Linked DNA regions of Homo sapiens: regions 2, 3 and 4 are each linked to region 1. Evidence: chromatin loops called from intact Hi-C (ENCODE). Cell type or tissue: HCT116. All regions are shown on one strand. Each heading gives the region's core, and the rest is flanking DNA. Links, peaks and the distances in the headings are about the cores only.

Region 1 (7,712 bases), core at 1,771-6,770:
ATTTTTAGTAGATACAAAACGGGTTTCACCATGTGGCCAGGCTGATCTTAAACTCCTGACCTCAGGCAATCCTCCTGCCTCAGCCTCCCAAAGTGCTGGGATTATAAGCGTGAGCCACCACACCCAGCCCAGGGATTGCTTTCTCGATTTCTTTTTCAGATAGTTTGCTATTGGTGTATGGAAACAGTACTAATTTCTGTATGTTGATTTTGTACCATGCAACTTTAATGAACTTATGAATTCTAACGGTTTTTTTGGTGAAGACTTTAGAAGATCACGTCATCAGCAGACAGAGAAAATTTGACTTCTTTCTTTCCAATTTGGATGCTCTCTATTTCTTTCTCTTACCTAATTGCTGTGGCAGGGACTTCCAGTACTATGTTGAATACAAGTGGTGAAAGTGGGCATCCTTGTCTTATTCCAGATTTTAGAGGAAAAGCTTTCAGCTTTTTTTTATTCAATATGATATTAGCTGTGGGTTTGTCATATATGTCCTTTATTGTGTTGAGATATGTTCCTTTTCACACCTAATTTGTTGGTGATTTTCATCATGAAGGGATGTTACCTTTAGTCAAATCCTTTTGTTGACGTTGATTGAGACGATCATATGGTTTTTCTCCTTGCAGAGTCTCATAGGAGTCCTCAGTGAAATGCAAGACAGCGCAGGTTCCTGACAGCATCTCTCCATCCAGGCCAAGGCAGACTGGCCGTCTCACAGCTGGATGGGGACACAGATCGAGTTCTGGCAACTGAAATGTGAGTGGACTTAAATGGGTCGCTTCTCAGCTAAGGCAATGGTAGTTCCCTCTTCTGGTGCATGGGCTGAGAGGGCCCCGTGTTCCAAGAGGCATAGCCACTGGTTGGTGAGGGGCTGTGATACGTGAACAAGCATGGGCTTGAGGGACTGGGGAAAGGGAGCGATTAAGAAGTGCAGGCCGGGCATGATGGCTCATGCCTGTAATCTCAGCACTTCGGGAGGCCAAGACGGGAGGATCACTTGAGGTCAGGAGTTTGAGACCAGCCTGACCAACATGGTGAAACCTCGTCCTACTAAAAATACAAAAATTAGCCGGGCGTTGTGGCACACGCCTGTAATCCCAGCTACTTGGGAGGCTGAGGCAGGAGAATCACTTGACTCCGAGAGGTGGAGGTTGCAGTGTGCCGAGATCAGCCATTTCACTCCAGCCTGGGCGACAGAGCGAGACTCCATCTCAAAAAAAAAAAAAAAAAAAAAAAAAAAAGAAGTGCAGCAATTAAGAATGAAGACATTGGGCGTCCGGGCGAGGCTCGGGGCGCGAGGATCGCGCAGCGCAGCGGGTTCGCCAGCCGGGGGGAGGGGCCGGGGCGGTGGCGGCGGCGGCGGAGGAGGCGGTGGCGGCGGGGGCCGGTACTGGACCCGGCGGGATGAGCGAGGTGGAGGCGGCAGCGGTGGCGACAGCGGTCCCCGCGGCGACGGTGCCCGCGACGGTGGCAGGGGTGGTAGCGGTGGTGGTACCGGTGCCCGCAGGGGAGCCGCAGAAAGCAGGCGGCGGGGCGGGCGGCTGCGGCGGGGACGCAGCCGCCTTGGACCCCGCTGCTGGGACCCCCTCGGCGCCGGGCCCCCGCACCCCTGGCAACCCGGCGACGGCGGCCTCGGGAACCCCCGCCCGGAGTCAGGCGGACAAGCCGGTGCTGGCAACCCGAGTCCTGCCTGGGCACTGCCAAACGGTTCAACGTCCGGAGTGGTTACGGATTCACCAACAGGAATGACGCCAAGGAAGATGTCTTCGTTCACTGGACAGCTGTTAAAAGAAACAACCCCAGGAAGTTTCTGCGCAGCGTTAGAGATGGGGAGACTGTGGAATTTGATGTCGTGGAAGGAGAGAAGGGCGCAGAAGCCACTAATGTAACTGGGCCCAGGGCGGCGGGGGTGCCCATGAAGGGCACCGTTATGCCCCCAACCGACGTAGGTTCCGCTGATTCATCCCCGGCCTCCCTCAGTTGCCCCACCACCCATGGTGGCAGAGATCCCCTCTCGGGGGACAGAACCTGGCGGCGAAGGGGAGCGGGCCGAAGACTCTGGGCAGCGGCCCAGACGATGGCGCCCCCCACCCTTCTACCTACGGCGGTTTGTGCGAGGCCCCCGGCCCCCCAACCAGCAGCAGCCTATAGAGGGCACTGATGGGGTAGAACCAAACAGACAGCCCCATTGGAGGGGCACCAACAGCAGGGAGATGAGTGGGTCCCCCCGCCCAGATTCCGGCCCAGGTACCTAAGGCCTTTACGCCCCAGGCCACCCCAGCAGCCTACCATGGAAGGTGGGGACAGTGATACCAAGCCCAGCCAAGGAAATTATTTTTTAAAAAAATTAAAAATAATAAATAATAAAAAAGAATGAAGACATTTATGCAGCCAACAAACATATGAAAAAAAGCTCATTATCACTGATCATTAGAGAAATGCAAATCAAAACCACAATGAGATACCATCTCATGCCAGTTAGAATGGCGATCATTAAAAAGTAAGGAAATAACAGATGCTGGCGAGGCTGTGGAGAAATAGGAACGCTTTTACACTGTTGGTGATAGTGTAAATTAGTTCAACCATTGTGGAAGATAGTGTGGTGATTCCTCAAGGATCTAGAACCAGAAATACCATTTGACCCAGCAATCCTATTACTGGGTATATACCCAAAGGATTATAAATCATTCTACTATAAAGACGTATGCACACATATGTTTACTGCAGCACTATTCACAATAGCAAAGACTTGGAACCAACCCAAATGCCCATCAATGATAGACTGGATAAAGAAAATGTGGCACATATACACCACAGAATTCTATGCGGCCGTAAAAAAGGATGAGTTCATGTCCTTTGCAGGGACATGGATGAAGCTGGAAGCCACCATTCTCAGCAAACTAACACAGGAACAGAAAACCAAACACAGCATGTTCTCACTCATAAGTGGGAGTTGAACAATGAGAACACATGGACACAGGGAGGGGAACATCACACACCGGGACCTGTTGGAGGGTGGGGTCTAGGGGAGGGACAGCATTAGTACAAATACCTAATGCATGCAGAGCTGAAAACCTAGATACCAGTTTGATAGGTGCAGCAAACCACCATGGCACATGTATACCTATGTGACAAACCTTCATGTTCTGCACATGTATCCCAGAACTTAAAGTAAAATTTAAAAAAAAAAAAAGTGCAGCCAAGCGTCACAGATTGGATCTTCTAAGTGTGTCTTTTAGGCAGAGCAGGGCATGTGGATTTATCTGCGTTATCTCGGCTTTTCATTGAGGCTGCGGACACTCCTAAGCCTGCACAGTAGCGGCTTATTATCCAGACCCTCTGTCCCTTGGAACCCCAACCCCAGCCCTAGCCCAGCCCAGTAAATCTCCTTCACTGCCGGAGGGGCGAGAGCAAATGGAGAGGAGGAGAGAGAAAGCAAGTAAAGGAGACGAGAGGGCAGAAAGGACTCAAAGGCAAAGTGGACAGGGGAGGGGAAGGTCAGGGCCAAGCAGGATGAGCACCTGGGTCCAAGATGGAAATCCCAGACCTCAGCGTGTTGAACTAAGGCTGGGAAGGTGCTCAGATAACACAGGGAGGCCCTGGGAATAGGGCCAGGGGTGTCGGAGCCCAGCGGCCCCTGGACCTGTTCCATCCTGTTCCATCTAGGAATAGAATGGTTCAGGGAACAGGGATAAGCAGAGCCTGCCTGCATAGGACTACGAGGACACAGACGCAAGGCTTAAGGAGAGAAGAGAGGCAGAGAGGAGACGGGAGAGGCCAGGGAAGACAGAATGCTGGGGAGAAGTGGAGAAGGCAGAGGCAGGCAATGGTGAAAAAGGATAGGACCCTGGTGTGTTTGCAGACAGGCCCCTGATCCTGCTCCAGGAACTCCCCATCACTATCACGCCCACTTCCAAGGCCTCCCTGGGGATAGTGGTGGCTCCTTCCGAGGCCCTCCTCAACCGTCCACAGTCCTAGGAGGGGGCTTGAGAACAAAGTACAGCTGGCTCAGGACAAGGTTTTGTAAGGGTTCAGAAGAGAGGGTTGGGAAGGGGCAACTGTCCCAGGGTGGAAGGACTAGGAGGGCAGAAGGGTGGGGAGGAGGTGTCTGCGCACCTACCACTTCCAGCGGAGCTGCTGGGCGGCGCTCCTGAGAAGGCCGTGGGAAAAGCCCACAGACGGAGGAGCAGCTGGGCGCACCTCTGGGGGCCGCCACATTCACTCCTTTCCCGCAACTGGGCTTCTTCAGAACTACGCTCTTGATTGGCTGAGCTGAGACCCAGTCTTTCACCCTCCAACGCCCTCATCCCGGGGTCCCCCTTGGTGTCAGGAGTTCCCTAGCCAGGTGAGAGGTGAGCCGCGAAGCCAGGGGAGTGTCCAGCCGGCAGCCTGTCTCCGGAAGGCCGGGAGGGAAAGGCTTCCTGGCTGCAGTGTCCACATCGGCCACCAGGGGGCAGCGCAGGGCTGCCTTTTAGCGCCTCCTGGTCTCCAGTGAGCTGGTCCGCAGAACCCCAGGGGCGTGGGGACGGGGCTGCCACTCCCGGACCCGCCCCCTTCCACACCCTTCCCGCAGCTCCTCTGCAAAACGCCTCAGGAATTCAATCAGCTTGGGGAAAGTGGCGAGTTTTCAAAAGGCAATAAAGAGGCAGATCTATAAGGGCCCCTTGAAATCCTCCGTATTCTCACCCCGTTCAGAGGCTGGGGAAACTGAGGCTCAGAGAGGTTAAATTGCTTGCTTAAGATCGTCCAGCTCTTTCTCTGGCCCCCCAGTTCGGTTCTCTCTCCAGACATCCACTGCCTCCGCATCAGGAACATCGCTCCACTGCTGCATATCTGGGGATAGGGATGGAGGAATCCGGGCAGCCATCATGGAGGAAGCAGCAGCACTTGAACTTGGCCTTGGGGTGGGGTAAGAGGCGGACTCAGTTGAACAATGTGGGGGTGGGCACTCCTGGTGGAGTCACCTCGTGGGCAAAGGCAGGAGGCAGAGGCCTGGGGTCCCGGGAGGCAAGTGGTTTCTTAGGAGAAGTAGGAAGATAGCGGGGATAGGAAGTGTACCCATATCCCGAGGTCCTTGCAGGCTGCCCAGGTCTCTGCCTTTAGAATTGCGGGGTGGCTCGGCCCAGGAATTTTCCTGAATTCCATTATGCTGAAAGCGCAGAGTATGGCAGGAGACCTCCTGATTATCTCATGTGGAGGTGGGAGTAAGCAAATAGTCTCCCCCGCCACTGGGGCACGAGCCAGCTGCCCCTCCGCGGCCGGGAGCCCAACCCTGGGGAAGAGAGCAGCCACGCCCCATTCCTCCACCGTGACTCGAACCTTCAGCTGCTGGAGCCCCTGGCCACCGGGGCCCCGTATTGACCTCAGAATTGGCCGCGTCTGGGGCGGCTCGAGGTTCCTGGGCTCTGAGCAAGCGTCAGCCTGTGAGGTGGAAGGGCCCAGGGCACAGCCGGTCCCATCTGCTCAACAGCGCCTGCGAAGAGCCCCATGGCCAGCAGCACACTCAGCTCGGCTCTGGCCTGCAGGGGGATGTGGGACAGGGAGGGGATGCAGTGAAGGCAGCGGTGGAGCCCAGGACGGAGTTTCTGTCCCTGGGAGTCTGGGCACACAGTGGGTCGCAGGGGAGGAGGAGGCCCTGCTGTCCTGGCATTGCTGTTGCTTCCACAACCTGAAGATGGCACCCAACCCTGACCTCAGCCCTCCCTACCTGCAGCAGCTCGGTCTGGCCTCCCAGCCCCAGACCATGTCTGAAGTCATTGAGTCCACACGGTTCCACCGCCTCCTTGGAAACCCTTTTCAGAGACTCAGAGTTGAGAAGCTGAAGCTGGGACTCGAGCTCTGGGGACCAGCAGACCTGAGATCAAGGACCAGCTCTTCTCCTTACTAGCTGAGGGGACTGAGCCCCAATTCTCCCACCTTTATAATGGCGGAACCAGAATAAAGATAAAACCTCCTCCTGGGGTTGCAGTGAGGATCTAATGAGACACGAGGAGACGCCCCAGCACAGGGCGTGGCACTCACCCTGTGTTCAATCATAGCTGGCCCTGTTATGACCGTTTTCATCCCCTTTACCATGGATGGCCTCTCATCTGGCCATTGCAGGTGACAGGTGTGTCCATGTCCCCTAGACATCCTGGGCGTGCTCAGCTCTCCTGGCTTTCAGCCGTTTGGCAAAACACCCTCCAGCTGATCTTGTATTTACCACAAGTCAATTGTGTTTGCCCCCGAGCCTTTTTCATGCCAGCTGTTCTTGATATTATGAAGGCACAGGTTAATTAAATATCATATAAGCTAGCAAGTTTTCAAACTAGTTGGGTTTGTTTGTTTGTTTTCAGAGGTGGGGTCTTGCTCTGTCCCCCAGGCTGGAGTGCAGTGGCATGATCACAGCTCACTGCTGCTTCAAATTTTGGTGCTTAAGTGATCCTCCCACCTCGGCCTCCCAAGTAGCTGGGACCACAGGTGTGTGCCACCACATTCTGCTAATTTTTATTTATTTATTTATTTATTTACTTACTTACTTACTTACCTACTTTGTAGAGACAGGGTCTCACCATCTTGCCCAGGCTGGTCTCAAACTCCTGGGGTCAAGGGATCCTCCTGCCTCGGCCTCCTAAAATGCTGGGATTAAAGGTGTGAGCCACCATGCCCAGCCTCAAACTGTTTAAAGATTCCTTTATACTCTTAAAAATCATTGAAGATCCCAAACAGCTTTTGTTTCAGTGGCTTGCATTGATTGATATTGACTATCTTCAAAATTAAAGATGAGAGACTTTCAAAGCACAGAGACACACAAGCACGCATTCCGTCGGCTGTCAGAGGCCAGGGCTGGGGGCTGGGGGCTCTGAAAATCTTTATTTGTACCTTCTGGAGAAAATGAGAGCATCAAGGGCAAACAACATCTCAGTTTGACCGTGAAAAGAATTTGGACTTTGGATTCCCTGAAAGGGTCGCAAGTGGTCCCTGGGCCACTCTCGGAGAGCCACTGAGGGAAGCTGATGAAATATTAATGCAGAAAGGGAGCTGCTCCCTGAATGCTAGGCTGGAAGCTTTGGAAAGTCCCAGCACAGATGAGGGTAATGATTTGGGGAAAATAATCACACAAATAATGAAGGACTCTGCCTCGAGATTGCCTTGCAAGCGCCTTCCAGTTCTCATGTCCCTTTAGAAACACTGAAACCAGAAATCAGTGCTGATTCACTGCTCTGTGGTTTCTGCCACAGAGATGACCCAGAGCTCCAATCAGTGGGCTCATGCTCAGAGAAAAGGTTTTGGCTCCATACCAAAAGGCAGACAAATAGATGTGCTGTACTTCACATATTTGAAGTAAAAATAAAATGTTTAAGAAATGTCTATGTGGTTAAGTAGGACTTCCCCACCCATCTAACTTGCCCAGCTAACGCTGCAATTACGGATGTTGCAAGAACGTTGACTCGACCCAGCCTTCCCCTGCTACGGTAAATGTCCCTCACCCCTCCACCCTCAGGCTGGACACCAGCTCCAAGTCTAATCCTTGTCTTTGACCATTTGGGGCTTGACTTTGCCTTTGACCTTGCCTCCATTGCCTGCCACATCCTTCAGTTAGTGACAAGCACAAGATGGGTCAGATTTGGTGGGTTCCAACACTGGGTCCAGTACTAAGTGTGTGACCTTGGAGCAGTCACCTAACCTCCCTGAGCCCCAGCTTCCTTTTCTGTAAAATGGGAAGTTACACA
Region 2 (7,712 bases), core at 961-5,960, 540 kb after region 1:
GTATGGCATATTTCCCTAACGGTTCCCATTTGGTCTGTCCTGCTAGACCAGGCTGGTGGGACGTACACTGACTCTGGGGTTCTGTCCACCCCGTGGGTGTGGTCCACCACATGGTCATGGTGGCTTTCTAGGGTAGACTTGACCTTCCCCACTGCCTTTATTTATTTATTTATTATTTTATTTTTTTTTGAAACGGAGTCTTGCTCTGTTGCCCAGGCTGGAGTGCAATGGTGCGATCTTGGCTCATTGCAACCTCCGCCTCCCGGGTTCAAGGGATTCTCCTGCCTCAGCCTTCCAAGTAGCTGGGAATACAGATGTCTGCCACCACACCCGGCTAATTTTTGTATTTCCACTAGAGACGGGGTTTCGCCATGTTGGCCAGGCTGGTCTTGAACTCCTGACCTCAGGTGATCTGCCCACCTCAGCCTCCTAAAGTGCTGGGATTAGAGGCGTGAGCCACAGTGCCTGGCCTTCCCCACTGCCTTTAAAATCTCTATGGTCCCCACTGCCCACGGGAGGAGGCCCAACCCTGTCCTCTGTTAGTCCCCTGGTCCCCGTAGATATTTACCAAGCACCTACTATGGCCAGGCGCTGTTGAGGATGTGGGGGATCGAGTGAATGTGGCAGGTGTCCCCTGCCCTCTAGGGCTGTTCTTCCTTCTAGGGAGGGAGGTTCAAGCCCCTCTCCTGATGCCCAGCTGGCCTCCCAGCGTCAGGGATCTCTGCTCTGTTGGTCCCCTGGAGTGGCCCTGGGGCCACCACATAACACTTTTGTAAGAATAAGAGTTATTTTTTATGGCACAATCGCCCCTGCCCTGGGTTTGTGAATTTGGGGGATTCTTTTTTTTTTTTTTTTTTTTTTTGAGACAGAGTCTTGCTCTGTCGCCCAGGCTGGAGTGCAGTGGTGTGATCTCGGCTCACTGTAAGCTCCGCCTCCCGGGTTCATGCCATTCTCCTGCCTCAGCCTCCTGAATAGCTGGGACTACAGGCACCCACCACTACCATGCCCAGCTAATTTTTTTGTATTTTTAGTAGAGACGGGGTTTCACTGTGTTAGCCAGGATGGTCTCAATCTCCTGACCTCGTGATCTGCCCACCTCGGCCTCCCAAAGTGCTGGGATTACAGGTGTTGGGGGATTCTTAAGGAAAACCACCTGAAAGTGCGGGGTTATTAAAAACAGAAACCAACCCATGCACCCACCACTCACGAGCAGCCCACACAGCTCCCACCTGACCAGGGCTCCCCCTTCTCATGGGTGAGTGAAAGTTGCTGAAAATAGGCCTCCTGGTGAGGAACCTCCCAGCCAGCCCTGTCAGTGGCACTGAGGCTGCTCTCCGACTGTGGCATCCCCCATGTCTGTCCTCATTACTGAGCAAAAATTTGTGCAGAGGAGTGCTCTACACTTTCCAAGGGTTTAATCCAGGAGCTGAGGGCCAGGGGCTCCATGACTGTAGACTCAACATCCTGGGCCACAGCCATCCGTGAGGGGGAGGACGAGGGGCCACGCCCTGCACTCTGTCCCAGCATCCCCTCTCCCTGGAGCCATGCAGAGATGGCCTCATTTCATCCCACACTCACATGCGGGTCCTAGACACCAGCTCATGCACATACACACACACACACACGCACACACACACACACACACATGCGCACATGCACCCACGCACTCTCTTTGCCTGTGGGAGGGCAGGATCCCAGCTGCCCCAGCGGGGAAGGGGTGTGGGGAATCAGCCCTGCAGATGCGGTGTGAGGGGCAGACATGGCATGCTGGTCTTTGGCAGTGTGGTCCCAAGTGGGGGCGGCTGGAGAGGTGCCTTGCCACAGGGCCCAGGCCACCCGCATGCATCCCATGAGGCCGTCCAAGCCCGTCTGCCCTGCATCAGAGAGGACACCCCAATGCGGGGAGGGAGGAACCTGGTGAAGCCAGGAGCGGTGGGCAGGGGCCAGCAAGGATCCCCAGGCCCCCAGGGCAGTGTGCATCCGGCCTTCTTGCATGCCCACCTGGCATCCTGCCTGCCGCCTCCTGCCTCCCGCCCCACCCCTCCTGCGTCCCAGCCTGGTGGACCTCTCAGGGTTCACTCTCATTTCCTCCTCCCCACGCCACCTGCTCGGGCCACAAGAGGGCGCCTTGCTGCCAGGGATGGGACAGGCCGGGCCTGCTGGAGCCAGGGCCGATGCACGCACAGCTACATACACTCACCCGGGCCCACGTGTGCTCACGAGGGGCCCCCATACCCACACGATCCCGCATCCACATGTGCGCACGCCAGGCCCCACAGGTTCTCAGGCCCAGGCCACACATCCACAGGTGCCCACTCTCATGCTGGCCTCATAGTGCATGCACACACACACACACACACACATATACATACACTCACGCCCAGACCCCCCCACGCCCCAGGCCACACATGTGGGCCTGCTCACACCCCACTCATTCCCTCCCAGATGCCGCACCACCCCCATGCCCTGTGTGCCCTCTGCCTCTCGGGGCCCTGGGGCCCCAGCTCCAAGAACCACGGGCTTGCTTTAGCCAGGCTTCCACAAGCCTGCCCATTCCTCAGGACACTGACCCTCTCCTCTGCCACCCTTCACGGGTGCAGACGATGAGCATGGAGAACACCACAGCGCACAGGGCCGAGGGCCACCATCAGAGTCTCCTGCAGCCCTGGATTCCCTGGGCCTGAAGCAGGCAGAGCGGCCAAGGTAGCCTCATCAGCCTCACCAGCCCGTCCTTCTTGTCTCCCTGGCACCTTGTCAGAGAGAGGCCTAAGAACACGCTCTGGGCATTGGGGGCCTCCCAGTGTTCCCTGCGAGTTTGGAGAGGCCAGGTCCCTGGGATGAGGACACGCCCACCCGCCAAGCTCCCCTCCTGCCAGTCCCACCTGGAGCCTTTATGCATGCTGTCTGCGCCCTTCACCTGTCCCACCACCTCTTCTTTGGCCTGCCTGGATCCTGCCATATCCTCAAGGCCTTCCCTGGTGATGGAATTCCAGAGTCCTCCCAATTGCAAGGGCCTGAGGGATCCGCTGCCCTCCAACCCCACACCCCGTCTCAAGGTCATGTGCTAATCCCGTGCAAGCTGGGGTGTGGGCTGGCTGCCATGTCAAGCTCGTTTCTGTTGTACCCAAAACACAGTCTCACCTCCAGAAGAATTACCTGGCACTCCCTGGAGTTCCCGCAGCCTTCTCATTTTCAAATAATTTTTCAGATTTCCAGAATAGAAAGAAATTCCATACACCCTTCTCCCAGAGACAGACCCCATTCAAGCTTTGCCAATCATTCCATGAACTCCTCTAGAGAGGGGAAGACCCAGTCCGGGGCCAGGCAGCTCTCTCTGGTCTCTCTGGACTCCGTCCTGGAGCACTTCCCTGTCCTCGCCTCAGTTCTCACAGATTGCCAGTTTTGAAGATTACGAGACAGTCATTTTGTGTGGTGTTTTCTCATGATACAACCCAAGTTACGCGTTTGGGGCTAGCATTGCTTAGAAGTGGTGCTGTGCTTGTTCTCATAGGCATGTAATGTTGGTTTGCCCAAATATTGCTGATGTTAACCTTGACCTCTTGTTTAATGGCAACCACATAATGTGTTTTTCCCCTTTGTGATTGATACGTATTTGTGGGGAGATGCTTTGAGGTGATGCGATGTCCCACTTTCATCTGCCAGTTTTAGTGTCCCTTAGTATTTCTTGTTTGAATGAATGATTTCTATGATGGTCGCCAAATAACTCCATCATTCTTCCTTGTATTTACTCCTGGTGTTTTACTTTAAGGAAAGATGTTCTCTTCTTTCCACTGATTGATGTATGCCAGTGTGGGCTCGTGGCTTCCTATGTAATTCAGTGGGTTATCGTCTGTTAACCGTCATCACTGGGATATTCAGATGGTCCCCGACGCAGGCACTGGCAGCCCCTTCAGGCTGGCCCTGTGACCTTTCGGCACATCCTCACCGTTCTTTGAGCCCTTCCTTGCATTTTGGCCCAAAAAGATGTTTCAGGTTCATTTGTTCAGTCTTTGCTTCAGCCCTGGAATCGGCCATTTCTCCAAGGAGCCCCAGTTCCTTCCAGTGGAGGGCACTGTTTAGAATCTCAGCCCAGGGCCCCAGGTGTGCTTGTGTTGTCTCTGGGCATTGCTGCTCAGGCCCTGGCGGTGGACAGAGGTAGGAAAGATGCGCATGGTATGCAGGTGTGACACACACATGCGTCCATGCTTACCCTACCCACCTGGACCTGCCCAAAAGCCCGAGCTCACAGCAGTGCCTCCGATTCCAGTCCAGCAGCACAGGGTTCCTTCTCACCTCATGCCTTTACACGTTCATGCCTTCCTTCCACAGCAGGGAGAAGCCTGGCTTCCTCATTCTCTCTCCATCTGCTTATCGCTCTATCCCATGTAGAGCCAAGTCCCTGACCTTGCCTGTGGTGGACACTCTGCGTTTGTTAAACTGAATAACAACAATCCTCCCTATTGGGAGAAACCTTTTCAGCTTCCCAGGCCATTTCTGCATTTGTGGTTCTCTTCCAAGCCTCTTGGGTAGGCATAGAAAGTCTTCTCTGTTTTCCAGGGAAGCTGCAGACTCACCCAGCATCACCCAGCTGGTAAGGGTGTAGCAGGACAGTGCCAGCATGTCTGTCCCAACTGTCCCTATGGCCCCTATGGAAGATTAGCTATGTGGTGGCAAAGTGTCCCGAGGAAGGGGCATTCTGGGATGTTCAGGTGCTCGACTGGGCTGGGACTTGTACTTTGGAAATGAGAAGAAGCCCAGGCTCAAATCTTTGCCCCACTGCTTGCTGGCAGGAAGACCACTGAGCCTCAGTTTTCTCATCTGTAAAATGGACTTATTTTGGACTTACTTCCCAGGTATCCTCAGCACCTTTATTACAGGAGCTCCATTAATACATGGCTGCAGGAGGTAGTTCAGGGAAGCAATGGGAGTGGAATGCTGGGTGCATCACGGCCTGGGGTTGTCAGCCTGGCCTCTGCAGGCATCTGAGATATTCCTGAGGGCAGATTCAGCCAGGCCAACACTTCTGGATAGAACCACAGGGCCATAAACTGAGACCATTGAGGGAGACTGCTTGGCTTGGAAAACTCGCCCAGGGACCATGTGCTCTGATTTGCAAAATGCACCCCCCAGAGCGGCTTCCTGCCTTCACTTTGTGCAGAGTTGGGGGCGGCAGGGGCGTGGGGGGTTGGATGGACCATGTCACCCAAAAGTTTGTGTCCTCGGATGGGGAGGGGAGAGCGTCTGCCCAAGCACAGCCTGGAGGCTTCCCTTACTTCCGATGACCTTGTGGCAGTCAGTGTCACCCGGACAGAGTGTGGCACGCCTTGGGGACCAGCCCCTCCCAGAAGGATAGGCGCTTGATTGGAAACGTTGACTTTTCATTTAAATAAGTAAAGGTCAAGGCCTACTGCATGGCGAGGAGGAGATGGCTCTTCCCTGCCTCTGTCCTCCCTTACCCCCGTGTGAGTGGACAAACCCCCCGTCCTCACCCAGGTGGCCCGCTTCTGCCACCCGCACTATATCCAAGACACAGCCCAGCTTTGCAGGCACTTGCCGTGTGCTCCGCAGTGTGCAGGGTGATGAGATGAACAAGACCATGTGGCCTGAAGGGTCCCACGCTGCAGAGGGCCCCAGCCCAGGGCCAGACCCCAAGTGTGTGCCTGGAGTGACTCAGGGGTGCGCGAGGAGGACTCAGTGGGATATGGAATGCAGGGGCTGAGGCATAGGGAGTGACACAGGGGCTCAGGGCTTTCCCATGAGTCGAGGCTCATTGGGTTGGCAGGGACCACATCTGCCCTGGTCGATGCCCTGCCCATGCAGGCTCTAACGGCAGAGTTTGGGGATTGGGGCGGGGGATGCAGGGGGCCTGGGGTGGGGAGCTTGGGGGCAGTGGGCCAGGCAAAGCAGAGCCCTTTGCTGTGTTGGAAACCCCTCAGAGGCCCTAGGCGTGATAAGTGAGTGTGACGCAGGAGAGTCTCTCTGCATGGGCCACCCACAATTGCAGAGAAGACGCCCTGCATGTCATAGGCTTGGCGGCCCATGCCGGGAATTTGGCATGGCCGTCTTTCCTCCGGTGCTGGGGAGCTCAGCAGCTGGAGGCAGATGCTGGATTGTCTTTCTCTACCGCAGCAGGGCAGGTAGCTTGTCTTTTAGTTTGTTTTGTTAGTCTCCTGTATCTGTGACTCTGCAGAGAGCCAACGGCAGGAAGAGGGCAGCACCGGCACGTCGGAGGCCGAGGACGGCTTAGACGGGAGGTCCGGAGGCTCTCAGCCTGACCAGCCCTGGCCTAGGGCCGGGGAAAGGCCTGGGCTTTGGGGTCAAGGGCAGGGGATGAGATCTCAGACCCACGACCTAACCATTGACCTGCCTGGGCCACTTCACCCCTGCATGCTTCCTTCCCTGTCTGTAAAAGCGGATCACGTGAGGGGCCTTGCAGGAAGCTCTGAGGCCCAGTGAGGCCCCCGGGAGACAGGCGAGACCGCTGTGAGCGCCCGTCCTTCCCGCCCGGTGCCTGGCAGGTTCCTATGCGCTCTCGGGGCTTCGGGCTGGGGCCCTGCTGCGGCGAGGGGGGTGCTCCCCAGGCTGGCGCTGTCGGTGGTGTGGCTTTGGCTGACACGAGGTGGAGAGGATCTTGTTGACCTGACCGTATAAAGTAGCAGTGAGGCCTTACAAGTAGTTCTAGGCCTGGAAAGGAAAGGGAAAGAAAGAGCAATGGAATCTGGTATTTTCTCAGGTGTCCTGGACTCCATCTGAAAGATTTCGCCATGGGAAACATTCCTTCCTGGGTCCTCGGCGCCTATTGTTACAGCACGCAGGCACCCGGGCTGTGGCCTAGGGGTGAAACCTCTCTCGATTGTGTGGCCATAGGTGGTTACTTAACTTCTCTGTGCCTCAGCGTTGCCACTGTGTGTGGCGATAGCAACATGTCTTCTTCCTAAGGTTGTTGGGAAAACACTGATCGCAACAGTGACAGATGCAGGACCCACTCCACCAGAAATTGTTCCATGAGCTTGTTTACCCACCAGACGCCTGTATGAGAGAGAACTGACATCGTCCTCACTTTGCAGAGAGGTTAAGTAACTTGCCTAAGGTCACACAGCCTTTGAACCCTGGGAGTCGAACTCCGTCATCTATGCTCTGAACCACTCTGCCACATGTGGTGGTTACTGTCAGTTCCATTTGTTTCCACACAGCTTTAAGTTAGTCCTGTGGTTTGCTTTTATTTTATTTTTAAGACATGGTCTTGCTCTGTCACCCAGGCTGGAGTGCAGTGGTGCAATCATAGCTCACTGCAGCCTCGACTTCTGATGAGATTCTCGCATCTCAGCCTCCCAAGTAGCCGGGACTATAGGCACATGCCACAATGCCTGGCTAATTAAAAAAACATTTTTTTTTTTTTTGTAGAGACAAAGCTGTTGCTATGTTGCCCAAGCTGGTCTTAAACTCCTGGCCTCAAGTGATTCTCCCACATCGGGATCCCAAAGTGCTGGAATTAGCTTGGCGTGAGCCGCCATGCCTGGCCTAGTCTGGTGGGTGTTTAAACCTTGCTGGCCTTTAGGGGTGCATGCTGTGAAGACCTGTGGGCCAGAGGCCAGGTATCAGGAGGAGACACTCAGGCCTGTTGAATCAGCTCAGTGCCACAGGGCTGCAAGAGCAGCTGCTTCAGGCTCCTCAGGCCGTGGGCCCCTGAGCACCAGTTCTGCTCTGCTCCC
Region 3 (7,684 bases), core at 147-5,146, 410 kb after region 1:
TTATAAATCCACACTTGAAAGAAGACTTGCTTGCTAAGCAAAAAGACGGGTCTGGTAGGTGGGTCACAGTTGAGAGTTCTATGAGGGCCAGCCAGGGCCGAAGAACTCAAAGCGCCAGGTGACTGTGAACTCAGGAAGCCCACGGAGGAAATCCAGTCTACTAGGCCAAGTTTAAATTACTTTTTGAGAATATCTTGTTCCTAAAATTTTTCCTCTATACTTCATGTTTTCTAATATTTGGCATTCTTATTGAATTTTTTATTATACCAGTGGGCCCAAATTAAAAATCACTTCAACATTGCTTTAAAGAATAGACACTGTGTGGCTGTATCAGTCTTTACCTCAAGGGCTGCGATGGCCACTCGGCAGCCTAGTGGATTGCCACCGTATGTGGACCCATGCTCCCCTGGCTTAATGGTCAGCATGATGTCATCATCACACAGCACTGCAGACACCTGAAAGACAGTCAATTCACCATGTCATTTCTCAGCACTAAGCATTCTACTAAGCATCCTTTTCCCCAGAGTCTCGCTGTCACCCAGGCTTGAGTGCAGTGGCGTGATCTCAGCTCACTGCAATCTCTGCCTCCTGGACTCAAGCAATTCTCCTGCCTCAGCCTCCCAAGTAGCTAGGATTACAGGTGCCCACCACCACACCACACATGTTATTTATTTATTTATTTATTTTGTAGTTTTAGTAGAGATATAGTTTCACCATGTTGGCCAGGCTGGTCTCGAACTCATGACCTCAGGTGATCTGCCTGCCTCGGCCTCCCAAAGTGCTGGGATTGCAGGCATAAGCCACCACACCCGGCCAAGAAACTGATACTTAATGACTTCAACGAAAGAGTTTACATCTGCCAACCTAACTACCAGTAACAACCTAATGACTTAGTCATACCCTAAAACATTACAAATACTTTAGGTACACTTCAATGGCACAAAACAATATAATTTTGCAACTAAAAGAGAAAAGCTATTTCTGCAATGATATAATTTCACAATCACTTCCAACGTCGAGATGAAATGCTTTGTTTAAATGCTTAAAAAACAAAGCTGAGCATTCTTTTTAGCAAAAGTTTTGTCTATTCAGCAAAAACATCTATACTTCAGAGACCTCTGATGTAGTAACAATTACTGGCTCTGAAAGGCAAACCCAAGACATGAACTACAACAAACATTAATTTTTCTCAGTCTCTTTGTTCACCAGTCATGGTTTTAAACAATTAGTAATATGCCATGTTTCTGAACACTGGAAAAAAGGACAGGAGTCTACAGGAGTCCTTTGGGGGTAAACTGTTTCCACCCAAATCCAATGTCATAGCAAATTCCAAGGCACACTCAATTCTTCAGGCAATAAGTAAGTGGGTCACACACTGGTCCCTTAAATGTTTTTATTACAGATATTCCGGGTGGCCTGCAGCACACTTGGTAAAATCAAACAATCTGAAAGCATTGTTGTCACAATCAGTTGATGTATAAATACTTTAGGGGTATATTTTACAAGAGTAGGAAATGGAAAGAGGGGGAACATGAAACTTACAGGGTATAAGCCCCCAGAAAGGGCCTTTCCAAGGAGGACTATATCAGGTCTGACATTTTCATAATCAACAGCCAGCCATCTACCAGTTCTGGCCAATCCTGTCTGTATTTCATCAGCAATAAAGAGAACCTATTGGGGAAAAAAAATACCCCTATTAGTGATCACTTTCGTTTCCACAGGGAAAATAGCCATCCTTATTTCACTGTCCCCCCACCAACAATAAATGTGTAATTCTGATGTGCCCTCAAATTTGTAAAAATGTTTTAACTGCACACAATTTCAAGAGTATCCTATAAGAATCTTGTAGACTCACCAACTATTTCCTTTGTCAGGCCACTATCTCCCTAGAGGCCCATTCTGCCCTGCTCTACATAGTGAAAAGGTGCTGATGCAAAGGTGAGGGTTTTGTATGGCTTTTCTGGACCTAACTACCCTCTGGGAACAAATTAATTCATTTGTTTATTCCACAAGCATTTAATATGTGACAGAAACTCTCAAATGGTAAACAAAATATACTACTATTAGCCCTGGGGGAAAGGAGGAGAGAATACAACAAAGGGCTTGCGGGGGCTCAGAGTGAAAGGCTCTTAGAGCAGCGAGGAAGGAAACGCTGTTAAGACCAGGTCTGCAGTTCTGCACAGGGCCCAGGACAAGGCCAGAGACAGGAAAAAGTCTGCTTCTGTGCAGGTTTCTAAGCACTAGGAAGTACTTAAGCTCTTAGAATGCCATCGCCCTCTAGTGGAAAGTAATTTAATCTTTGCATTTATCCAATCAGCAGAATTCAGAGAGGAGTTGGGGAGGAGCCCATTCAGCCTCATCACAAACAGCTAACTCGACATTCAGCCTTATCACAAACAGCTAACGTGACAACCTGGTGCCTGGTGCAGAGCTCTCGCACTCCCATTAGGTAACCTGGATCCGGAACAACAACGCCTGCTTCACCCTGAATTGGTTCTACCATGAACGCAGCCACATTTGGATCCTGAAGAGCACGCTACAGAAGAAACAGGAATAAGTTTTAATAACTTCCTTTCTACCACACTTGGAAATCTGAAAGCATATACCACACATATTTTACATTAAGTATGCAAATCAAGTTTTCGCACTAACGTAAATTCTGACTTCAAATTCACTGCCATTCAATTATCAGAAGCTCCAAATACCTCACCTTTAAGTTACACTAGCCTACATTTCCTTTTTTGCCTCATTCTGTTGCCCAGGCTGGAGTATAGCAGCACAAACATGGCCCACTAAAGTCTCGAACTCCTGGGCTCAAGGTGATCCTCCTGCCTCAGCCTGCCAAGTAGCTGCGCACCATGCCCAGCTAATTTTTTATTTATTTTCATTTTTTTTTTTTTGGAGATGGAGTCTCACTCTGTCACCCAGGCTGGAGTGCAGTGGCACGATCTTGGCTTACTGCAGCCTCTGCCTCCTGGGTTCCAGCAATTCTCCTGCCTCAGCCTCCCAAGTAGCTGGGATTACAGGCGCACAGCACCACGCCCAGCTAATTTTTTTTTGTATTTTTAGTAGAGACAGGGTTTCACCACTGTCTCTGGTTTCACTGTTGGCCAGGCTGGTCTCGACTCCTGACCTCAAGCAATCTGCCTGCCTCGGCCTCCCAAAGTGCTGCGATTACAGGCGTGAGTCACCGCGCCTGACCTTGATTTTTAAATTTTTTTGTAGAGACAGGCTCTCCCTATGCTGCCCAGGCTGGTCTTGAACTCCTGAACACAAAGTGCTCCTCCAGCCCTGGCCTCCCAAAGCACTGGGATTACAGGCATGTACCACCATGCCCAGCCTGTTTTCTAATACACAAATGTACCTAAATTAAATCTGGCTGGGCACAGTGGCTCATGCCTGTCACCCCAGCACCTTGGGAGGCCAAGGTGGGCAGATCACTTGAGGTCAAGTGTTCGAGACCAGCCTGGCCAACGTGGCGAAACCATGTCTCTAAAGAAAATAGAAAAGTTAGTTGGGTGTGGTGGTGTGTGCCTGTGGTTCCAGCTACTTGGGAGGCTGAGGCAGGAGGATCACTTGAACCCAGGAAGCGGAGTTTGCAGTGAGACGAGATTGTGCCACTGCGCTCCAGCCTAGGTGACAGAGTGAGACTCTGTCTCAAAAAAAGAAATTAATTACTTAAATTAAATCTAAAGTAAATAGCCTTTTAAAGCCAACTTAAGGCTTTCTTAAAAAGTCTTCCACTTCATAATTTTAAAAAGCTAGCTAAAAACAGAAATTTTACCTAGTAAGTAAGCAGGTATACCGAAGTTAACTGTTATGAAGGACACACATCTAAAGTAGTTGGCTGGCTGTACAGAGTAGATCACAGAACTCAGCTTTCTCTGTGTTGGAAACTAATTGATCGCTACTGAGAACAAGTCTGAAATCGTGGCTTAACTTAAGTGAGATAAATTTGCATTACTGTCATATAATGTACTTTTAATTCATATATTCAACAGCTTTAATTTCTATTCCCAATGAGCTGAGCACTATGATGCTAGTGAAATACCTCCAGTGCGGGCAGATCATTATAGGGAATGATGTCGAATCCCGGCATAAATGGTCCAAAACCATCGTAACTGGTTGGGTCTGTGGAACTGGAGATAGCAGACAACGTCCTACCCCAGAAGTTCCCAGCTACAAAGGGGAAACAAACAGTGATTATTTCAAAGAAACCCAAAATTCAATAAGCACTATCCCCGCAAAACACCACAAGAAGTTTGACTCAAAAAATAAATCAAGGGCTTGCTTTAGTGCACCTTCGGTGGGCTTTCAATTGTTAAAACAAAGTCTGATATTAAACACCATGGCTCCTATGACACAAGGCCACTAAGTCTGGCCTTGTAATTCCTATTTTAGGCATTTCTCTCTACTGAGCCTCTTGACTGGAATATATAGCCCCTGAAGATAGATAACTTACTTTTCTTTCAATAATCCCCAACCCAAAACCAAGCCCTAACAATTGAGGTCTTGAATGCATGTTTTCTAGAGAAGGTGCATTTATGATAGTGATATGAGAAAGAATATCCTTCATAGACAATTAGCGGTTTTCCTTTCAAAACTCCAATACTGCAGGCTAACAACAGAATGCATTTCCAATTTCATTTGGAGAAAAGATCCTCAAGCAATCCAAACACGTTTCCATTTTACCTTCCTTGATATTATAATCCTTTATGATGCTAAATGACAGACGTCTCCCTTTCTGCTGGAATATTTTTTATCCATTAATAAAGGTGACTGAGGATCTACTATGTCAGGCATTGTTTTAGATGTTGGGGAATAGACCAGGCACAGTGGCTCACTTATGTAATCCCTGCACTTTGGGAGGCCAAGGTGGGCAGATCGCCTGAGGTCAGGAGTTCAAGACCAGCCTGGCCAACATGGTGAAACCCCATCTCTACTAAAAATACAAAAATTAGCCAGGCATGGTAGTGCACACCTGTAGTCCCAGCTACTCAGCAGGCTAAGACACAAGAATCGCTTGAACCCAGGAAGCAGAGGTTGCTGTGAGCTGAGATCGCACCACTGCATTCCGGCCTGGGTGACAGAGCAAGACTGTCTCAAAAAATAAAAATAATAATAATAATAATAATAAAGATGTTGGGGAAGCCGGGTGCAGTGGCTCACGCCTGCAATCCCAGCACTTTGGGAGGCCGAGGCAGGCAGAACACATGAGGTCAGGAGTTCAAGACCAGCCTGGTTAACATGGCAAAACCCTGTCTCTACTAAAAATACAAAAATTAGCTGGGCGTGGTGGTGGGCGCCTGTAATCCCAGCTACACAGGAGGCTGAGGCAGGAGAATCACTTGAACCCTGGAGGCAGAGGTTACAGTGAGCCAGACTGCAGACTAGGTGACAAGAGTGAAACTCTGTCTCAAAAAAAAAAAAAAAAAAAGTTGGGAAATAGATCATGATCACAACTGGCAAGATCCCTATCCTCAGGGAGCTTCCTTTCTAGCAGGGAGAAAACACCTGACATAAACCAGTAAAGCAAGTGAGCTAGATAATTTCAGAGAGGATGACATTCAAGAAGGAAAGACACCATGTAAAATAACAGAGAGGTTGGGAGTTTGTGACATCATGTTTTTATCTTCTCACCACTTCTGCCAGCAGCAACTCCATTAATCAGTGCTGGATTATCGTATTTTGGCTTCATCTCGTTTCTAAATACTATTCTTGCAAAGCCTCTTTCACCAGCATCCCTTACCCACAAGTAATCTCTTCTTTCACTTGTCCACAAAAAATAGCACATTGATTTTGACTAGGTTTGTTTAAGAAGAAATGCACTGATTAGACCATAAGCCTATTTGCTCTCCCCTGCCTAGCCTCAGGAACCTCATCCTCAGTCACTTACCCTGCAGGTATAAGGGACTTACAGTTAGGGACAGTCTTCCTCTGTCTCTCCACCCCACTGACTCACCAGCTTCTTTCAATACTCAGGTGAAAACATCTTTGCACCCTTTGCTATTAAGAAAGAGACTGGACACAGTCTATAAGAATGAAAATCACCAGAAACACCATTTTTGTTTGCAAGAGACAGTTATGTTGTCCTACAACGAAAGCACAAGATTTTTAAATGGCAAGTTACAGAGTTTTGCTAAGATTTCTTCTTTGGGAATACCAATCTGTCCCCTCAAATACCAATCACCTCTGGCCTTCGGTTGAACTCTGGATTCTATTATGTTATGGGGTTTATCATTTAACTGCATGTGTTCACAAGGCAGAATATTTAATGATTTCAACTATCACAAGAATGAACTTTGACCATTATAGTGACAAATGTACACATACTTGTTTTTTAAAAAAATAAAGCTTAAAAAACAAGTCAGAACCTCTCATTTGAATATCATATAAAGAACCCAACAGTCAAACTACATCTTCTCAACTAATTGCTAGTCTCCCTAACCAAAATTCAAGTTATTCCTTTCATCCAGTCCCAGAAACCTAACAAGGGCAACTCCAAGCCTCCTCTTTTCAACAGCTTCTAAGTGGAACATGGCACAACAGGACCTCCAATATCAAGATTCAAACCACAGTCTATGTAGGCCATGGCCCCACACTAACTTCACCCAACCCCAGCACCCAACACAAACCCTCCACCAGTGAGACTATCTAATTAACTGGATAACTGCTATGAAAAAAATCTGACAGGCAAATGAGAGGAATATGGAGTTCAGAAAGAAAAATCTCATATATGAAGAAATAATCCCAAGAAGAGGAAATCCCTCATAAATTTTTATGAAACATTCAGCAAATACGTATCATGTACCAGGCAAAACATATTACAAGTATTTCATCAGCAAATTAAAACAGTAAATTTACACATATATATATGTTTTTTATATATAAAATATATAAGTGTGTGTGTGTGTGTGTGTGTGTGTGTGTGTGTATATATATATATATATATATATATATTTTTTTTTTTTTTTTTTAAATAGAGACAGGGTCTCCCTATGTTGCCCAGAAGGCTGGTCTTGAACTCCAGGGCTCAAAGACTCCTCCTGCCTTGGCCTCCCAAAATGCTAGGATTACAGGCATGAGCCACCATGCCTGGCCACAGTAAATTATATTGTATGTTTCAATCATAGAAGTTAATATTTAATTTCACATACCTGCAAAAACAATCTTTGCTTTGTATTTCTGAATGCCCTTCACGGTATAGCCCCACTTACGAGCTAGTTTACAGGCAGTCTCTCCAGCCTCCACTCCTATCAGGAGAGAAAAATGTTCAGATTTTTTTAAAATGTTAAACTATCAAAAAATAAAAAGATTATTTTTGAGGGTATTTAACAAAAAAAGGAAATGTTTTACCTGTATTCATAGGAAGAACTTTGTGGTAGTTGAAAAGTTTAGTAATATACTCCTCATATTCACCAAGTACGTTATTATAGAAAGCTCTAGATGTTAAGGTCAATTTGTCCACTTGACTCTTCAGAGCATTCACAATCTTGGGGTGACAATGCCCTTGGTTGACAGCACTGTAAGAACTCAGGAAGTCAAAATATTTTCTGCCTTCTACATCCCATAAGTAAATACCTAAAATACATAAGAAAGGAAAATAATTTTAGACAATTACTATACGGCATAAAGTCCAAAAATTAAGAGTGCTAGCAAGCCCTCTGAATGCCTATATATGAAC
Region 4 (7,712 bases), core at 1,338-6,337, 220 kb after region 1:
AAAGCGACACAGAACAGAACTGTATCTTTCTGGAGAAGTCCGGAGGCTAAGCTGTACATCTCAGGGCCTCAGCAGCGAAATCCTCAATTGAGTCCAGGCAGAGCAGGAAGAGGAGGGTTAACCAGGACTGCTGAGATTGAGGGTGCTACAGCACTGCACTGGCTGAACACACTCTCCAGTTGTTTTGTAACTGGTGGGCATAGCCAAGTTTCCCCAGACAGCACAAAGCCCCCAGTCTGCAGAGAGAGACCATGGGTGGCGTAGGGGTTCTCAGAGTGGCCCCCGCGCTGGTGACTTCAGTGGGAGCTTTGTCTGAGATGGGGGGACATGAGGCCAACCCAACCGGGCTAATGGAGGCCAAGAGAAGAACAAGAAGGAAATTCATTTATTAAGGACCAGTTCGCACTGTAAGACATTAATCCTTCCCTTTTTAAATTCATTCCTTACCTGACTTCCCTAATAAAGATAAAGTGTTCACTTCCTTGGGTACTTAATCTATGTCAGACCCTAGGGTAAGCATTTTACATATTTCTTCCCCAAAGCCTCATGGCGAGCCCTGTGGATTTGCTGCCTGGAAGGCATCCACAACCGCCTTCCCTGGCCTTCCTCTGCTAAAGACTCTAAGGGGTCCATTGTCCAGATGTTGTTGAAATTGGGGTGATCATCCATCATGATTCTGGCCAAGAAGATGTAAGCCAAAGGCCCTAGGGAAGTCCCCCCTCCTTCCTGAGCAGAGTTGCTTATTCTTCTTTCTAACTGGAACATAGATGAGATGCTGGAAGTAGAGCAGTCATTTTGAGGCCATGAGGCAGCATGAGGACAGACCCAACATGCTAAAAATGGTGGACGGGGAAAAGACAGAAGGAGTCTGAGCCCTGTGGGGAAGACCTGATGGGCCATTGCAAGAACCCCAGACCTGCTGCTCTGGATTTCTCGCTAGGTGAATGTTTTAAAATAAACTTCACACCTATGCCAGCTGAGTGTTCTGTTACCCCTAGTGAAAAGCAGTTTTTGTTTTTGTTTTTTTGGGTTTTTTTTCTTTTTTTTTTTTTGAGATGGAGTCTCTCTCTGTCACCCAGTGGAGTGCAGTGACATGATCCCAGCTTACGGCAATCTCCACCTTCCGCGCTCAAGTGATTCTTCGACCTCAGCCTCCCAAGCAGCCGGGACTGAGGCACACGCCACCACACTCGGCTAATTTTTGTATTTTTAGTAGAGATGGGGTTTCGCCATGTTGGCCAAGCTGATCTCAAACTCCCGGCCTCAAGTGATCCACTTGCCTCGGCCTCCCAAAGTGCTGGGATTACAGGCGTGAGCCACCAAGCCCATGTGAAAAGCATTTCTAACCAATACATTCCCACTCTCTAGATGCGGCAAGTCAAATCGGTGGGGTGACTGCTGAAGGCCACCTGGGAGCGAGCGGTAGGACTAGGATTCACTGTGACTGTGCACTTCTTGTCACTCGGTCCTCCCTGCCATCATCCAGTGCCCCAGCAAGGAATCACATGCATACAATTTGCAAGTGTTTTTGATTGTCACATATCTCGAATGCATTAACTCAGAAACAAGGCTCGAACAATCCATGTATATAACTGACAGCTATAATTAAAGCTATTGATAATATTAATCTTAATAATAGCTAACCTATCTCATTTAACCTGACAACAACCCTATGAGGTCATTGCTTCTCACCAGGGGAAACTGAGGCACAGAGTGGGTAAGTAACTTTCCCAAGATCTCACAGCCAGTGAATAAGCCGAGTTTCAAACCCAGGCTGCCTGGCCCCGAGGCCCCCATGCTAACCACTGCCAGTGTGGGCAGGAGCAGATCTCAATAGCTTATGGTGCACGGCTCCCTTTGAATGTCCCAGATGAAACCACCTGCCCCGCCACCCCTCCCCAGGATGCCCAGGGTTCTATCTGTCCCCCTACACTCCTGCCAGCGAGGCACAGAGGCAGGAAGGGTGCAGAGGCTGCTGGACCATCTTTGGTCCCTTGCTGGGCTCTTTTCCTGAGGCTGACAGGCGGCCTTCTCATTTTGTTTGCCCTTCCCTTATTCATCCTGAGCAAGCCTGTTTGCCAGACTGACTTCTCCAAAGTTGGGACCACAACAAGAACAGACAACACATTGATGCAAAGTCTACAGAGGTTTTATTTCACTCCAAAACAGAAAAACCAGAGTCCCCTTCCCTCTCTCTTGTTCTTTCTCTCCTCTTCCCTCCCCCTTCCATTGCATCTTTAATATGCTATCCCATTGCATCTTTAAAAAGCTACTTCTGCAGGGCCACCCATTTATGCGACCTGGAGCTGGGAGGGCACTGGCCACCATCTGATCCAAGTTCCTCTTGGCGGCCATGAGCCACGTGACCTCAGACGAGTCGCCTCCTGCCTCACTTTCCTCAACAAGAAACTTCTTTCCATGAAACAGAAAACAAATAGATCGAAAAGCCAGCAGGGAAGGGTCCGAGGGAAGCCAAAGGGGAAGTGCAGCCAGGAAAACACAGCCAACTCCCCACCCGCAGCAAGTTGCTGGATTCAGAGTGTCAGCCAGGGTCCCTTTCCAATCTCACAGTTGAAGAGCGAGCAGTCCAGGAACCAGTCAGGCACTGCCCTCTGTCACCACTGACTGTGGACCTCTCATTGGGGAGCAAGTGGTGCCGCGCTCATCAGCACAGACTCGCAGCCATGCTGCCCACGTTCAGACACTTAGCACTTCCTCTCGTAGCTGAGATGCCTCGGCCCATGGTGCTGCCTCTCTGCCTCAGTTGCCCCTTCTGTGAAATGAGAATCCAAACAGTACCTGTCCCTGCAGGTTGGGAGGACCCATGGAGAGGACACATGTAAATGCATTTGAACGCTGATATGCACACAAACGTTCCCAACAGATGGTTAGTATTTGTGTTGGTTTTAGTGGAGGATCTTTGAGATATAGGCACTGCTTACAATCTTATCAGGGGAAGGAAACAGGAACACTCTCAATGCTAACAAGAGGAAGAAGGGAGAAATCGCCATGCCCACTTTGTAAAGATGGAAGCTGGGACTCAGAGAGGTTGAGTTGCCCAAGGTCACACAGCTAACAACACAACTGCGACTCAGACCACGTCTTCTGACTTGGGTACCCTGTTCACACTCACTTGGACAGAGCTGAGCACCAGGGCCCAGGGCTTCTGGCTGCCTCTGAGAGAACCACCCAGGTCCTAAGGACTCAGCCCAAAGCTCAAGGAAAGATGACAGGTTTTCCAGGAACCTCACAGTGGAGTTCTCTGCCCCACACTGGTCCCTTCTAGAGCTCCTAGGTTGGTCTTAGTGAAGGTGGCTCAAGGTGGCTTCAATGGTCTCATCACTCTCAGAGGACAGTCAAGGAGGTAATGATGTGAGATTGGCCCCTGAGAGGGGAAAGCTCTGAGTTCCTACTCTAGAAGCCCTAGCCTCCTCCCCTCCCTGGTATGTTTTGGCAACTTGGGAAACAGATGTGGGTTATGCAACCTCTGCCATCCCCACAGCCTGTTCTCTATAACATAACAGGTGCCCTTTGTGGTAGAGGAACACTTCTGACACAAGGTTCCAACTCTGCTGCCTGAGGATATGGAATGAGACAGCTGACCTGCATCAGGTCAGGGCTGATCCAGGGGAAGCAGACTGGAGCCGTGAGGAGTGACAGCCTTCAACAGTGGCATGTCCTACCCCAGCTGTGTTTCTGCCACCCTCCTCTATCCATGAGAAAGCACCATCATTTATGCCTGTCTGCAGCCAGGGCAATTTTTCAAGCTTTACTCTTTTTGTTTTATTACAATAGAATTTTCTTGGATTTCCAAATATAAGATCATGTTTCAGTGTTAACTGACTGGTTCATGGAACACCTGTCCCAGCTCCCTGACTCCCAGGTCCCAACACACATTTGAGCTGCACATCGCCACCCAGAGGCTAACTCGCTGCCATGAGCAGGTGGCCCAGAATGTGATGCGGCCCCCACAGACCTGTGCAATGCTGCATGGAATGCCGGAGGGCCAGGGGCAGGCTCAGCCTTGCTGAGGAGCCCACACTGTTTCTAATACATGTCTCAGCCAGAACCAGCGCCCAGCATGCCACAGAAGGCGCCTTTCTGAACTCGTAAAAAACAGTCTGACATGCGCTGGCTGAAGGCGCCAAAAGAAATGGGTGCCAGCCCATTTCCGAGGATTTGGCTTCCAATATGCATCCGAGACACAGACACAGCATGTGGAGTGGTGTCTGAGCACCACGCCAGGCCCACAGGGAGCCAGGAAGCGCCCACCCCACAGGGCTGCCTACCTGCCACCCACCACTGCAGCGGGCTTGCAGACTGCATGGTCAGCCTGCTTCTCCCCGCATTCTGACCCCTCTCAGCTTCCTTGACTCAAGGATTCTTCCTCTGGGGGCCAATCTCACATCTCTACCTCCTTGACTGACCTCTGAGAGCAATGAGACCATCCAAGCCACGTTGAGCCTCCTTTCCCAGGACCAACGTTCAGAATCGAACGGTAAGGAGCTAGCAGTGTCCACTGCGATCGGGGGCAATGCGCTATGCCAGCGTGAGCTCTGCTGTCCTCACAACAGTCACAATCACCAGTTGTGATTGCACCTGTTTTCAGAAATGCCAACTGAAGCTTAGTGAGATTTCAGAAGTCTGTCCCGAATGCCCCCCGCACCAGCCCCAGCACGCCGTCTTGAACATGGGGAGCATGCAATAGACATCTGAGGAAGGAATGTCAAGTGGACCCCTGGTGTGTCTACCCCGAGCAGAAGCAGCTGCAAGAAGAGGAGAAGGGGGTCTTCCCAGACATGCAGGGACATCAGAACAACATGTGAGCCAGGCAGGTGCCACAGCCCTGAGAGCATAGAGCTGGGGGATATTCAGGAGGAGGTGTTTGGTTGCAAATGAAAAAAACCCAAATCAGTTACCTCGGCCAAAAAGGGGGGCCCTTCATAAGCTACTATAAAGGGCGGCCTAGGGAGTGCATCCCAGGCACTGCTGGATCCAGGGTCTGAAGTGACTGATGCCCGGAGCCACCCTTCTGTCTGTTGATGCCTCATTCTCTGCTCCTTGACCCTCCTACGGGGACAGGCTCTGTTCCTGTACCAGGAACTTGCTGGCCTGTGGGCCCTTAGTCTCATCTTCCATCCCACGTACCTAGTCACAACACACCGCCCCATTGGTGCCGGCTAGTATGCCCTGAACCAGAACAGGGGGAGGAGGGCAGTCTTTGACCAGGATGGTGCCATGCGATGATCCTGTGGCCAAGTGGGCACTTTGACCTTTGCTCCCTCCTCCTGCATCCTTCCAGTCAGTGGCCACCCAATTTCTGCCCAGGGACCCTTCTGTCCTCCTCCCTGTCCCCCTCTGGGACGCCTGCTCCTTCTCTCTGCCCCTCCTCCACTCTTTCTCCCCCGCCATCTCCCTGCCTTACAGAAATTGCTATTTCCTTATGCATCAACTCAAACAACACCAATTATGACTTCACCCAGGAAAACAGTACTGGATGGAACCCGTGGCCGCTCGTGATGGTAGAAGCTGCGATTAGTAGTTTGATATGGACGAAAAGTGATTTAAGAAGCAAATCTCTGCTGTAAGATTCTAAATGCAAAAAAAAAAAAAATTGATCCCTATGAAAATAATTTCAGCAAAATGGAAATGGAAACATCAGGAATGGCTTAACTGCGCTGTATAGAAAATTGATAGAGGGATTACATCAGCTTAATGGGGTCCCCGCTGGAATTCTGATACTTTCTAGATGAAAACTCATCACTGTTGGGTAATTCTGGTTAAAATGCTGACATTCAAAATGACTTTGGGGTCAAAATATCCACAGAAGCAAAAGAGTTAGGTCAAATGTCCCAATCTCTGACCAAGGAGTTAAGGTTTTATACTTAGTAGCCCCAACAGAAGTAGGGGATGAGATGAAGCAGTGTCCCTAAAGACAAAGTGGAGGAGGTGGGAATAATTCCAGAAAAACAGTGGAGAGAAGGAGCTGGATTACAGACACAAATGCTGAGCTTCCCGCCTGACTCCCTGCTGAGGCATGGGTGCCTCTCGGTCCCTGCAGGCTCGATCCCTGCAGATCTCTGCAGATCGTATCCATGATGGGGAAGGCCCCCTTCCGCCCTCTGCCAGCCCTGCACCCAGCTTCTGCAGCCCAGGGGCTCCCACCTACCACGTGGTGGCCTGAAGCCCCCACCAAAGTCCCAGCAGCCTCATGCCAAACTGACTTCTGTGAGTCCCAAACACAAACAGAAAGCAAAAGTGCTTAGCAAGTGCTATTTTTTCTAAATGACATTTATTGTTTTTGTTTTTCTAACCACAATATAGTGTAGTCTGAGGCAGAAGCTTTGGAAGAGGCAGAAAAGAGAAGGAAAAGTATCCACTCCAGCCCCCTGCTCATGGAGGAGCGCCGCTGACCACGTGGAGCCTGGCACCTGCGCATCTGGAAGGAAGGGCAGGCCCCGGAACCTGCGGTCATAATCGTGCCTGTGGGAGAGCCCAGCCAAGGAGAGGGCTCCCTTCCAGCTCCTTGCCAGGACACACAGCCCTAAGTGTGTCCTGGGCTGCTCAGAGCTGCCATTCCCACCTGTGACGTAGGGGCCACATGCTGGCTTCAGGAGGGCGGTGAAGACCTGGGGCTGCGGAGACGAATGGAGCCCCCCACAGTGGTTCTCCAGCATAACCTTCTGAGCTTCATTCTCCCCATGGGGAAAATCAGAGTAACCATCCCACAGGGCTGCTGGGAGGTGAAATGAGCGATTTCCAGGCCTGTGTTTGTGTCCTCCTGGCAAGCACCCTATCAGGCCAGGATGCTTGTCATTTCCACTTTACAGATAAAGGAAATGAGGCCGGGGGCATAAGTTATCCCTGACCAAGACCTCACGGCTAGGAAGTAATAGGACTGGGACTCACACCTCAGCTTGTGAGAGCCTGGAGCTCTCTTAACCATGTGGCTACCCAGTGGGAGGGAGAGGAGGAGGCTTCCCTCACTGAGGAGAGAGGAACCACATGGCCCTATCACCAACCAAGTCACTCTCTGGGGACCATGGCATTCCCTCTCGAGGAGCCCCCAAAGTCAGCAGCGCTTCATTCATCCTTCCATACATTCTAACTTCCAAGTCTCCAGAAAGAACGAGATGAGTCATTTCTGACCAGGGAAACCTAACAGTTAAAAAGGGGCCTGTTTCTCTTCCAGTTTCCAGGTGCGAGGGTCAGAGGATGTGGTCAGAAAGGACTTTTTTAAAAAGTATTCTACGTGTCACTGGTTACCGCACACTGCCAGGGCTGCACGTTGAGTCGGATGTCCACACCTACATGGTCCCCTAGGACTCCTCCCAAAACACAAGGGGCCCCTGGGCCCCTGGCCAGAGCCCCCCGTCGCCCAGCCCCTCACTCCCCAGGCTGCACAAACATTTGTCTTTCCAAATCAGGAAGCTGCCCTCCGCCGCCTTTCAGAAGCAAAGTAAAAACAGCTGCTATTTTTGAAAGGGTATTTTTGTAAAACAATCTCTGGTTTCCTTCAGGAATTTCAACCCCAGAGCCCCCTTGGTGATGTGGTTTCTGTAGGAGTGAACATACATCCGACCGCGCAGGCAGGGGGACTGCCGCTCGCTGTCCCCTCCACCTCTCCGCCGAGGCATGCCCGGTGTCCAGCAACCCTCACAGCCCCAGTCATCCACTCAAGTCCATTTTCACCAGCATCTCTTAGCCCCTGC

The links. A loop is a pair of places that touch in the nucleus more often than their neighbours do. Peaks named below come from ENCODE experiments on the same cell type or tissue, not always from the same donor. Only the 100,000 strongest peaks of a DNase experiment are listed, where the experiment ranks them.
Region 2: a loop joins it to region 1, with 11 times the contacts of the local background. A loop is called at or near these places in 5 of 110 quality-filtered maps.
Region 3: it touches region 1 in a loop (5-fold over the local background); 25 of 110 quality-filtered maps call a loop at or near these places.
Region 4: it touches region 1 in a loop (7-fold over the local background); 7 of 110 quality-filtered maps call a loop at or near these places.

What each region holds. Positions count from the first base shown.
Region 1 is chr10:123,990,344-123,998,055 of GRCh38, forward strand. It overlaps the pseudogene YBX2P1. Among named protein-coding and RNA genes, the nearest start is that of CHST15, 99 kb to the right of the region's middle. RefSeq lists enhancers at 4,262-4,824, 4,825-5,387. In HCT116, for the core only: CTCF peaks have their summits at 4,442 (motif pointing right) and 5,641 (motif pointing right); DNase peaks (open chromatin) are centred at 4,448, 4,978 and 5,668; H3K4me3 peaks cover 2,201 bases; H3K27ac peaks cover 1,646 bases.
Region 2 is chr10:124,528,188-124,535,899 of GRCh38, forward strand. The region is part of intron 6 of LHPP (phospholysine phosphohistidine inorganic pyrophosphate phosphatase); the gene reads left to right. Among named protein-coding and RNA genes, the nearest start is that of LHPP, 70 kb to the left of the region's middle. RefSeq lists enhancers at 1-168, 4,906-5,439, 5,440-5,972, a cis regulatory region at 84 and a silencer at 1,910-2,029. In HCT116, for the core only: CTCF peaks have their summits at 2,123 (motif pointing right), 4,075 (motif pointing right) and 4,291; DNase peaks (open chromatin) are centred at 2,104 and 4,114.
Region 3 is chr10:124,401,385-124,409,068 of GRCh38, forward strand. It overlaps OAT (ornithine aminotransferase), which reads right to left. Exons shown (of 10, transcript NM_000274.4): 3 at 7,357-7,581; 4 at 7,158-7,253; 5 at 4,052-4,179; 6 at 2,414-2,536; 7 at 1,543-1,671; 8 at 342-455. Among named protein-coding and RNA genes, the nearest start is that of OAT, 14 kb to the right of the region's middle. RefSeq lists enhancers at 2,076-2,619, 2,156-2,450 and a silencer at 2,156-2,450. In HCT116, for the core only: a CTCF peak has its summit at 2,265 (motif pointing left); a DNase peak (open chromatin) is centred at 2,277; H3K27ac peaks cover 231 bases.
Region 4 is chr10:124,214,582-124,222,293 of GRCh38, forward strand. No RefSeq gene overlaps it. Among named protein-coding and RNA genes, the nearest start is that of CHST15, 120 kb to the left of the region's middle. RefSeq lists enhancers at 6,902-7,001, 7,012-7,191. In HCT116, for the core only: a CTCF peak has its summit at 3,930 (motif pointing left); a DNase peak (open chromatin) is centred at 3,880; H3K27me3 peaks cover 1,209 bases.